Linked DNA regions of Homo sapiens: region 1 is linked to region 2. Evidence: chromatin loops called from intact Hi-C (ENCODE). Cell type or tissue: B cell. All regions are shown on one strand. Links, peaks and the distances in the headings refer to the core of each region. The heading gives the core; the rest is flanking DNA. Region 1 overlaps SPI1 (Spi-1 proto-oncogene). Region 2 overlaps MADD (MAP kinase activating death domain).

The links. A loop is a pair of places that touch in the nucleus more often than their neighbours do. Peaks named below come from ENCODE experiments on the same cell type or tissue, not always from the same donor. Only the 100,000 strongest peaks of a DNase experiment are listed, where the experiment ranks them.
Region 1: a loop joins it to region 2, with 1.9 times the contacts of the local background. A loop is called at or near these places in 2 of 110 quality-filtered maps.

The regions. Positions count from the first base shown.
Region 1 is chr11:47,371,400-47,376,763 of GRCh38, reverse strand. SPI1 (Spi-1 proto-oncogene) reads left to right here. Exons shown (of 5, transcript NM_003120.3): 2 at 1,035-1,131. Among named protein-coding and RNA genes, the nearest start is that of SPI1, 4.5 kb to the left of the region's middle. RefSeq lists an enhancer at 2,097-2,598. In B cell, for the core only: CTCF peaks have their summits at 2,469 and 2,671 (motif pointing left); a DNase peak (open chromatin) is centred at 2,673; H3K4me3 peaks cover 747 bases; H3K27ac peaks cover 2,750 bases.
Region 2 is chr11:47,325,423-47,330,786 of GRCh38, reverse strand. It overlaps MADD (MAP kinase activating death domain), which reads right to left. Exons shown (of 37, transcript NM_001376571.1): 34 at 4,235-4,243; 35 at 3,980-4,049; 36 at 2,083-2,129; 37 at 756-1,741. The coding sequence ends at 1,637. Among named protein-coding and RNA genes, the nearest start is that of MYBPC3, 25 kb to the left of the region's middle. In B cell, for the core only: no CTCF peak of the experiment used is centred there; a DNase peak (open chromatin) is centred at 2,146; H3K27ac peaks cover 679 bases.

The sequences.
Region 1 (5,364 bases), core at 207-5,206, 46 kb before region 2:
ACACGCTGCGGGGGCGGGGAGGCCTGATGACTGTTGGGAAGGCTCCTGGGTGTGCACGGCCCTGTGTCTGTGCCAGTAGGGGGAGGAGGACAGGGAGGAGGGAGGAAGGTGGGAGGAAAGAAGGAGGACAGGGAAGAGGGGGAAGAAAAGGAGGACAGAGGGGAGTGAGGAGGGGGAGGAGGAAGCAAAGGAGACGGGGAGGGGGATGCAGTGAGGAGGGAAGGAGGAGGATAGGGAGGACTCAGGAGGGAGAGTGAGGGGATCAAGGCCCTCCATGCGCTCGGCCCCTAAGTCTGCCTGGGTGACCCCTGCACCAACCGTCAGTGTGGAGGGTCATTGTGGTGCCACTCTTGCCCAGGCTGTGTGAGAGGCATAGGCTGTGAGAGTGGGGCTGGGCAGGCAAGTGTGTGCTGTGCGGTTGAGTGTGCAGGTGGAATGTGAGTGGCTCTGGGGGTGTGAGTGTGTGTGTTGATGGCTGGAACGTGGTGTCATGTGAGTGTCAATCAAGGAGACTCTGCGTGTGTGCATGAGCTGAGTGTACAATGTCTCTGTGAGGTGGGTGACCTCTGAGTGGGTATGAAGATGTGTGTGTGAGGGATAGTGTGCAGGCGCCTGCATGGGGGTGGGTAGGGGCTGTGAGAGTGAGTCCTCGTGTGGGATTATGAGTGTGAGGGTGACACAGGGATCGTGTGGACATGTGCATCAGTGTGACCAGGAGAGGTGTGTGGGATGAGGATGGGGGCACACAGGCGTGAGTGTGAGTGTGAGCGTGAGGTGGCTATGGGGAGTAGCCCAGCAGAGGGGGACCCTGGTCCTCTTCTGACCTCTCACCCCCAAGGTCCCTGTCACCCCTTTTCAGGCCTTCTGGGTCCCCTGCCCCACTCTCTGTCCCAGTTCCAGGCAGAGGGAGGGCTGTAGGTCCAACGCAGCCACTGAGCCAGGGAAGGTGATGGGGACCCAGCGTGCGGGGGTGCTGCAGGCCTGGCTGGGGTCTCCCACCATGGTGCAGGCCCTGACACCTCCTCTCTCAGCAGCCATCAGAAGACCTGGTGCCCTATGACACGGATCTATACCAACGCCAAACGCACGAGTATTACCCCTATCTCAGCAGTGATGGGGAGAGCCATAGCGGTGAGTACGGGGCCTGCCACGCCCCCATCCCCCAGCCCAGCCTGGGCTCCTGGGGTCTGGAGAGAGAAAAAGAATAAATGATTCCCAGGACTTCTTTGGAATTCTGAGAATCAGATCAAGTTTGCTCTCAAAGGCAGTGAACTGCAGCATCATCGCTGCACCCCCACACCTGAGCCTCCATTATGGAGCCTCTGCAGTGTGTCAAGGTGCGGGGTTCATTTCTTCCATGGTTATCTGCTGGTTCTGTCCTTGTGGTCTTCTTTATAAACAAGGAAACAGGCTTAGGGTGCTAGGAGACTTGCACAAGGTCACACGGCTGCTGGGTGGAACCCAGGTCTGTCCGCTCCAGGTCCTGTGCTTTTTTTTCTGCCCCTGCCTAACTACCCACCTCCTCCTCTCTGTTCTCGTCACTCTCTGTCCCAAACTCCCCGCCGGCACATCCGCACTTCCTGCCATGTGTGGTTGGCAGGGTTTCCTAACTGTGGCACTGCTGACATTTTGGGTGGGATGATTCCTGGGTGGGCTGTCCCGGGTACCGTAGGAAGCTTAGTGGCATCCTTGCTTCTACCTACCACATGCCAGGGCCATGGCCAATCATGACAACCAAAAATGTCTCCACCCATTGGCAGATCCCCCCGGGAGGCAAAATCACCCCTAATTGGGAACTGCTGGGCCGAAGGAAAACCTATGAGAACCTCTTGTTCAGCAGAGGCCGAGGCCCCCAGTTTGCTGAAGTGGGAGGAAGAGGCCTGGGCCAGGGTGTCCTTCTGTCTGTCCAGTCCTTCTGGGTCTGACTGTCTGCCCCATAGCCCAGCCTCCGTCCTGGAGCAAATTCAGGGGATGGGAGAGAGGCATTAGGTGCCTGGGACCTGAGCAGGGGGCTGCGGGAGGTTGCCCAAAGTGGATCTTGGCTTATTGATGTAGACATCCCTGACCCAAAGCGAGGTGGCCTAGTCAGTGGGTGAGTCGTCACTGGGGAATTCCTCAGGGCGTCTGGGACCCGGGCAGACCAGCGACTGGGGTGTCTGCACCTCAGAGGGCAGAGGCCCACAGCCTAGGAAGGTGTCACTCCTGAAGGCCACCCCTGCGGCCAGTCATGCCTGTAGCTCCATTCTGCAGATGCACCTGTGGCGGTCTAAACCTGATGGGCCCAGCTAGGGATCCACATGTGCCTGGTCCACATTTAGGGCCCCAGATTCATCCGGAACTCAGACTGGAAGCCATATCCCAGGGGTAGGCGGATATGCCTCCAGGCCACAGCTGGGAACGCACAGGCATCTTTTAGAATCTTTCAGGGCTAGAAAGCCTTTAAAATATCCTTTTTAATTCCTTCAAGCTTATTTGTAATTATGTAAAAAACACATCCTCTTGGTGGGAAACCCAGGCAATGTAGAGAGAAAGTCCCCCTCCCCCAACTCCATCCCCAGCTCTCCCTACCAGAGTGAAGAGCCCGGTCTGGGGGACCCAGAGACCACGCACCCACCTTCCCAAGCGGTTCCAGGACTCCAGGAGGTCCCGCTGGGCCCTGGGACAGGCGCCCCCTGGTGGCTCGGGTCACCACAGACAGTGCTGTCAGGCCTCCTCCAACAAGGACGCATTCTCCCTGGCCCAATCCCTCTTCAGTTCACTGGGCTTGGGTGCGTTTCCTTTGGGCCTTTTGCAGCCTCAGTTTTCCTTCCTGTAATATGAGGGCGCTGCCCACATAGCTGGAAACCAGTGAGCCTGGGGCTGGGCCTGATGGAGTGAGCACTTTAGAGAAAGCATGTGTTTTCGTGGCTCAGGGTCCAAGCAGGTTCCTTATATCTCAGGTGGGACTCTAGGAATGACTCCTGATTGGATGCCTGGGCACCCCATGTTGGTCATGAACCCCTAGTTCCTCCAGAGACTCCACCAGTGTTCCCAGGTGTCCTCGGCCTTGGCTCTGTCCCACTCTTAATCACTGCCAATCAGGGCATTTGGGCTGTCCTTTTCTTTTTTTTTTTTTTTTAGGACAGTCTTGCTCTGTTGCCCAGGCTAGAGCGCAGTGGCCCAATCTTGGCTCACTGCAACCTCCGCCTCCTGGGTCCAAGCGATTCTCTTGCCTCAACATCCCAAGTAGCTAGGATTACAATCGTGCACTACCATGCCTGGCTAATTTTTGTATTTTTAGTAGAGATGAGGTTTTACCATGTTGGCCAGGCTGCTCTCAAACTCCTGACCTCAAGTGATCCACTTGCCTCGGCCTCCCAAAGTGCTGGGATTACAGGTGTGAACCACCGCGCCCAGTCTGTCCCTTTTTTTTGATACGGAGTCTCGTACTGTCGCCCGGGCTGGTGTGCAGTGGCACAATCTTGGCTCACTGCAACCTCCGCCTCCCGGATTCAAGCGATTCTCCTGCCTCAGCCTCCCAAGTAGCTAGGATTACAGGCGCCTGCCACCACGCTCAGCTAATTTTTTGTATTTTTAGTAGAGACAGGGTTTCACTATGTTGGCCAGGCTGGTCTCGAACTCCTGACCTGGTGATCCGCCTGCCTCAGCCTCCCAAAGTGCTGGGATTACAGGCGTGAGCCACTGCGCCCGGCCGGGCTGTCCCTTTTTATACCCGCTGGAAGGTATCGTCTGAAGACTCAACCATAGAGACCCCCACACACTTCTGTCAATTCCTGCACGTCCTCTTTGTCCACATTTTTAGGTACTGAAGCTTAGTGAAAAAGCTTTGGCCCAGCCCTGGCTCCATCACTTACCAGCTGTGAAAACTTGGGGCAAGTAACATAACCTTTCTGAGTCCCTATTTCCCCATTTATAAAACTGACAGCATGAAAATACTTACCTCCTAGGGCTGTGATGATTCAGCGAGGTAAGGCATATAATCTCTGAGGTAAGGTAACGTGCAGAGGACGAGGCCCGTGCTAGCTTCACTGCATTCCTCAAGGCAGGAGGGACAAAGCGGCTGGGGAGTGGGAAAAGCACAGAGGGCTCTGTGAGAGACCAACTGGGTTATTTTCCACTGACCCAGGGGACAGTCAATCTGCCACCCACCCCCACATCCATGCACTCACCCTCCCATCCACCCACCTACTCGTCCATCCTGCCAGCCGCTTCCCATCTGATCCACTTTTCCTCCCTATTCCATCCATTAAATAGTTTCTGAGTATCAGACACTCTTGTAGGCTCTGGGGAGTCCATGATGAGCACCAGACAAGGCCACTGCTCTCACAGAGCTCACTCTCCAGCGAGGGGATGGGGACATAAGGAATTAAATAGGCTGGGGCGTGGTGGCTCATGCCTGTAATTTCAGCATTTTGGGTGGCTGAGGTGGGTGGATCACGAGGTCAAGAGATAGAGGCTATCCTGGCCAACATGGTGAAACCCCATCTCTACTAGAAATACAGGTGGTGGTGCCCACTTGTACTCCTAGCTACTTGGGAGGCTGAGGCAGGAGAATCGCTTGAACTCCGGAGGCGGAGGTTGCAGTGAGCTGAGATCGCGCCACTGAACTCCAACCTGGTGACAGACAAAGCGAGACTCCAGCAAAAAAAAAAAAAAAAGAATCAGACAAAGAGACCATTTTCTGCAGATGTAATGCGGAGTGTCTACATGGGGGGCTGCTTTCATTTGAGTGGTCAGGGAAGGCCTTTGAGGTGGCAGCTGAGCTAAGAGAAGGAACTCGTAATTCACATGTGACCATAGGTAGGGGAGAGGTATTCAAGGTAAAGGGAACAGAAAATGCAAAAGCAGAAAGGACCCTGACAGAGGACCAGAGAGGCCAGTGAGCACAGGGCAGGGGACAGAAAGGGAAGCCAAAGGGGTCAGCTGCTCACGCAGGGCGAAGGCCATGGCAGGCATTTGGATTTTATCATACACACCATGGGAAGCCACTGGGGAGTTCTGAGCAGGGAAATGACATGACCATGATCTGAATAACCTTCTGTGTATGTGTGTGTGCTGAAAATTTAAATACATTTACAATCTTTTTTTTTTTTTTTAAGACGGAGTTTCACTCTTGTTGCCCAGGCTGGAGTGCAGTGGTGTGATCTTGGCTCACTGCAACCTCTGGCTCCCAGGTTCAAGCGATTCTCCTACCTCAGCCTCCTAAGTAGCTGGGATTACAGGTGTGCACCACCATGCCCAGCTAATGTTGTATTTTTTAGTAGAGATGGGGTTTCACCATGTTGGCCAGGCTGGTCTCAAACTCCTGACCTCAGGTGATCCTCCTACCTTGGCTTCCCAAAGTGCTGGGATTATAGGCATGAG
Region 2 (5,364 bases), core at 62-5,061:
TCAGTGTTGTGATTGTGCTGGGGTGGAGCTGCACTAGGTGGCTTTGGAGTCCCAGCCAGCAATAAGCCAGCAGCGGGTTCAGACCCATATCCCCGGTGGGAGACAGCAACCCAATCCAGTCCAGGACGCTGGGCACCAGAAAGGTGTCAGGGCCAGGGCCCCACTCTGCTCTCACTTCCCCCATGGGGAGCCTAAATCCGAGCATCTGTTTCCTTTTGGGCGCGGGAAGCCAGCAGGTCTCAAATTCCCTGAGAGTGCAGCCAGGTTTTTCCAGGACAGAATTCCATGAAGGCAGCTCCTAGGGGAGCTTCTGGGAGTTCTATGCAGTGGAAGACACTCCTGGCCAGGAGTCCGGGGCCCTGTGGGAGGCCCTGGCTGAATCACCACACCTCTCTCGACCATACCCACCTGTAAGGGAACGGAGAGGGCCAGGGCCTTGGCTTTCTTTCACTTAATCTCAGTTCAGGTGAGGACGCCCAGTCTGGCTGCTCCCTCTAGCAGCCTGTTCATTCATGGCAGCCCAGCTCTCTGCAGGGCCCTCAGGTGCCCAGGAAGGAAAGCTCCTCCCGCAGCCTTGCTCTAGGAGCCCAGAACAGGGGAGCTGGGGCCTCCGTGTGCCAAAGCTTGGACATGGATGACCTCATCTCCTTCCTTCCTTCCAGCCTGAGGTGACTTTTTAGAGTCCAGGGATAGCTTTCCTCAGGCCTGAGCCAAGAGGAGGTGTCATTTAACACAAGGCAGCCAGGGAGCCTGAAGGGAGTTGAGGACATTTATTTCACATTCACACAACTGTACATTTTCTATAAATAATGTGGGGCTGAAATATTTACAGTCATTTCTTGCCCATACCCAGGCTGTCTCTCCCTCCTGACACCCCGTGCCTGGAGAGACAGCCTGCAGACAGATGTGCAAACCCAGCTTGGTCTTTCCTGCCCCCTCCCTGATGCTCAGGCAGAGCAGCCAGCGGTCCCTGGGACTCCACTAGCCTCGACCACTCCATCCTCTGATGCCGAAGGCATGGCAGGCCACAGGGAATTCGCCGCTCCACTGCAGTCACAGAGGCTGTGGCAGGCAGCAGCCAACACTGCGGGCCCTGGGCAGTAGCTGCCGGCTTGGGAATGCAGAAGGAAGCAGGGAGGCTGCCACTCACTCCGGCTGCCCCCCAATTCTTCCCTTCCTCTCTGTGCCCTTCCTCTGAGAGGGTGAGCCCCAGGGTTCCCTCACTCCTCACAGAGTGAAACTGCTCCAGGCGCCCAGTCATGCCGGGTCACAGAGAAGGGAGAGCCAGACTCTTGCAGTGGACAGTTATAACGCCAGGGACAAGGACAAGGAACCACAACACAAATGTCTCAAGGACACAAAATAGTGGGTTCACACCGGCCCCACAGACTGTACACATTCTTGAGCCCTGAGGGGAAGGCAGTTTGGTCTTCTGGGAGTGGAGAGGGAGAAGGTGGACACGCTCAAGACACACTCAGAGGGACACATAACCGGTAACCAACCAAGCCACAGCAGGGGGCTTGCAGAGGACACACGAGCATCATCCACTCCTCAGTCACAGCAGCATCGTGCACTTGGGAACAGCAAGGGGCCAGGGGCGTGCCCTGGGCTGGGGCAGCTGCGTAGCCCCTCTCCATCAGCTAGAGACAGGCCGGGGCGGGGTTCTGAGATCTTCCTCACTGCTATGAACTGCAGCCACGTACGAGAAGAGACATAATACGGAGTAGCAGATTTCGTGGGCCTAGAGGAGAGAAAACCAGGCGGATCACGATACTGAGACTCCTCCATCTCCATATGTGAAGGATCTGCCAATGGGCAACTCCTGCCCTAACACTGGGCATGGGCCTCTGGGCTAAACGTGAGCTCCAAGCAAGGAAGCTGTCCCCATGGGAGAGGGGATCCGTGTGTGTGTGTCTGTCTCTCAGGGCTCAAGACCTGTTTCAGCCTGAGTTGAACCTTTGGCAACAAAACGAGGTCCCCACTCACCCCTGTGCGCTCAGAGGGCCCTCCCCTCCTCCTGTCCGAAGGTCCCCCAGGGAGCCCTGCGCACCGTGGCCCATCAGGGTTGAGCGGCACACTCACCATTGGTGTCTTGTACTTGTGGCTCACCACTTCTTTAATTTCAGGAACTAAAACCGGACGGGCAAGAGACAAAACAGAAAGTTCAACACTAAGAGCAATCGTGCCATGCTCCCCCAGGCGGCAGCGCCCGGCGTCAGGGTCCCCTTCCCCTCTGTGGCCTCTCACAGTGGCTGCAGCAGCTTAGGCTATGACAGGGCAGAGGCCACCAGAGGCTCTGTCCAGACTCTGCCAGCTGGGAGGACATGGCCCTAGCCTCCTCAGCTAGGCCTCTGTCATCCGCAGTGGCGTTTACTTGATGGCCGTGATTCTACCCACTTCTTTGAAAGCCCTGGATGGGAGGGACGGGCCTTTCACCAGCCTGGTCACAGCTACTGTCCAGGGCCCCTGAGGAGCTGCAGTGGGGAATTCCCAGGTTTTGGCTGGGAGGAGAGAGCTCTCTCTAGCTTGTGTCCAACTTTGCTGAGACACCCGTGAACTCGTCACCAGCCTGAAAATTGGGTCATGTTAAACACAGTTCCCGTTATTCCCAGCCCCCTACACAGAGGGTCTTGAGGCTGGATGAAGAGGTAACATGATATAAACCCACAGGATGTGGCAGTGTCCTTCCCTGAGTGGCAGGAGAAGCCCAGACCTGCCTGTGTGAGGGAGAGCGTCTGAGGGCTCTGGAGCAACACACCCAGCAGAAGACAGGCGAGTACAGCACCCAGGGAGGGAGGTGACAGGGAGCATCAGGCAAAATACACACATGTCCACAGCCCAGAAGGCAAGAGTGAGAGTCCCCCCGCTCCAGCCATGCAGGGGTTCTGCTTGGCCAGAGGAAGGAGTAGGCCCCCCAGGCTCAGCCACCATCATGGCCCCTTGAGACTGGGAGCAGAGGGGCCTGGCATCTCCCTGGGGGCCAGAAAAGGCAGGAGGAGAATTGGCCGTACCTTCTTCTGACCCTGGGAGGTAGAATTTGGGGGAACCCAGGGTCAGCAGGGAATAAACTCATCAAAGGTAGAGCAAGAAGCCCCAGGCCATTCTCCCGAGTTGGAAGATTCCCCCAAGTATCTCTCTGACAGAAGAGAGAAGGGAACACACGGGGAGGAAAGTCCAGTGAGCCGGTGAGAAGGGGGAGGCAAGGTAGGAAGAAAGAGGGTAGGGGAGAAAGGAAGAGACGAGCTGGCAGTGTGAGGAGCTGGTTCGATGGGAGCTACCCACCCAGGGCAGGGCCCAAGGCAGAGACCTGGGGAGAGGCAGCACGAGCCGAGGTCACTTTACCTGCTGGAGAACGAAGGTTTTCATAGCAGCGATGAGGGGCACAAAAGAATGAAGCACAAACACAGCAGGAACTCAAAGCCCCAGGGTGAGAACCCACTACACCACTCCCTAGCGCTGGCTCCCAGCTTCCGGCTACAGCTGTCCCGCTAGACTCCTCTGTCCCTCAAGTGAGTCTGCCTGCGACGCCCGGTGCCCCTTTGTCTGGCACAGAGGCCAGGTGGAGACCAGAGCGGCGCCAGGGAGGCTGGCTAGCGCACTGGGCTGCTAGAGAGATTGCAGCAGGTGACATGGACATAGTGGAGCTTGGGGGTCGCCAGTCTGCTGTGTCCCAAACTTTCTGACCACTGGCTGGCCCAGCACGGGGAGGTGGTGCTACTTCACTGAGCTGCTTCAGGACCACCTCTAAACTCGAAACCCACCTGAGGCCCCATTTGCTCTTCTGCGATCCATTATCTATCTTTCCCTTCCACATCCCGGCTCTCATCTCAGGGGTCCCTTTTCTTCCTTGTCACTCCTGCTCCTCCTGACTTCTCTACAGAGGTTCTTCTTCTCCCTGCCCCTAGACCCTCCTCTGGAGCTCCGAGGTTTGAGTTACTGCCATGTGAGTCCAGACCTAAGAGCAAAATAGTGTAATTACCAAATTCCTCCAGGACAAAGACGCCTCGAACTGTATTGCACTTTTTAATGTGATTCAGCTCTATGAAAACCTGCAAGAGAGGGAGGGAGGCCGGGGTAAGGCCCACAGGCTCCACCCCTGCCCCACACAGCACACTCTCCCAGCTACAGCCCCACCCACACAAAGAAAGTCTATTTCCCAAAGAGAGGACAGAAGAATCCACACGCACACAACTCAAAAGCGCTAAGAAGCGAAGATAGCAGAAAGGGCATGTACCTTCCGCTCCTGGCCGGAGGAGAAAGCATGGGAGAGAAATGAAGGCGTTAGTTTGAATGGTCAAACCCAACCCGAAGGCCCTGCTGCTGGCCTGGGCTGCCCGCCCGTACCCTCTGCCCAGGGCAGTGCTTGTAAGACACAGTGCCCCAGGGGTCCCCACTCAGCCCATTAGGTCTCTACCCTTCCATGCATCCTCCTCCGGCGCAGAGGGCTGGCACGGGCGCAAAGCTCCCCTCAGACTGTCCTCAGGGTGGGAGGTGTTGGTATCCTCCTTGAAACAGGATCCAGGATCTCCCAAGAGGTATGTGGTGATAATAATATCAGCTACCACTTGCTGAGCACCTACTTGGGGTTTTACAAATACGATTTCTAATCTCTGCACCTACTACGTGACACAGTAAATAGTATTACCCCCATTTTCTACATGAGGAAACTATGGATCAGAAAGTTTCTTTGCCCATGAACGTGGAAGCTGGGCTTCAAATCCAAGCATGTCCTCACACCGAAGCCTGTGCTTTTCCCATTTACCCCAGACTGCACAGCTCCACCAGGAGGTCTGCTGCCTCCTCCACTCCAACTGAACACTGTGTGGCAGAATAGGGGGCAGGTCGCTATCTCATTACTAACTGTGAGGTGAGATTGAGAACCCGGGCTTTCCTCCCCTTCTCTGCAGTCTATCTTCTAGGGGCCAAGCCTTCAACCACAGACTGGCTTGGATGGCTGCCCAGTGGGGCTATGCCAAGGGCAGGACGAGGAACAGGGCAGAGCACCTGGGCGTTGCTCAGCAAGATCTCATCTTCAGAGGCCACGGCGCTAAAATGTGGTCAGAAGTCTGCTCCCCAAGAAGTACTGACACCTTTGTGGTCCAGAAAAGCACTTAGGTAGACCCCTCTCTGGGATGGTCCTAAGGTCTTTGGGGTTGGCTACTGCCCTAAGTCCTAAATTGAAAATATACTAAGGGGCTGCTGGCAGCCTGCGCAGCCATTTCCTGTTAAACCAAAGCTGCCCAGCTACGTTCCTGAAAGAGAGCTACAACGGCTAGCGGAGGGAGGGAGACAGCCACGTCAGTCAGGCATCCACCTCCCCTGAGGGTCTGCGGCCTGGCCAGGGTCTGTGGGGCTTCACACATT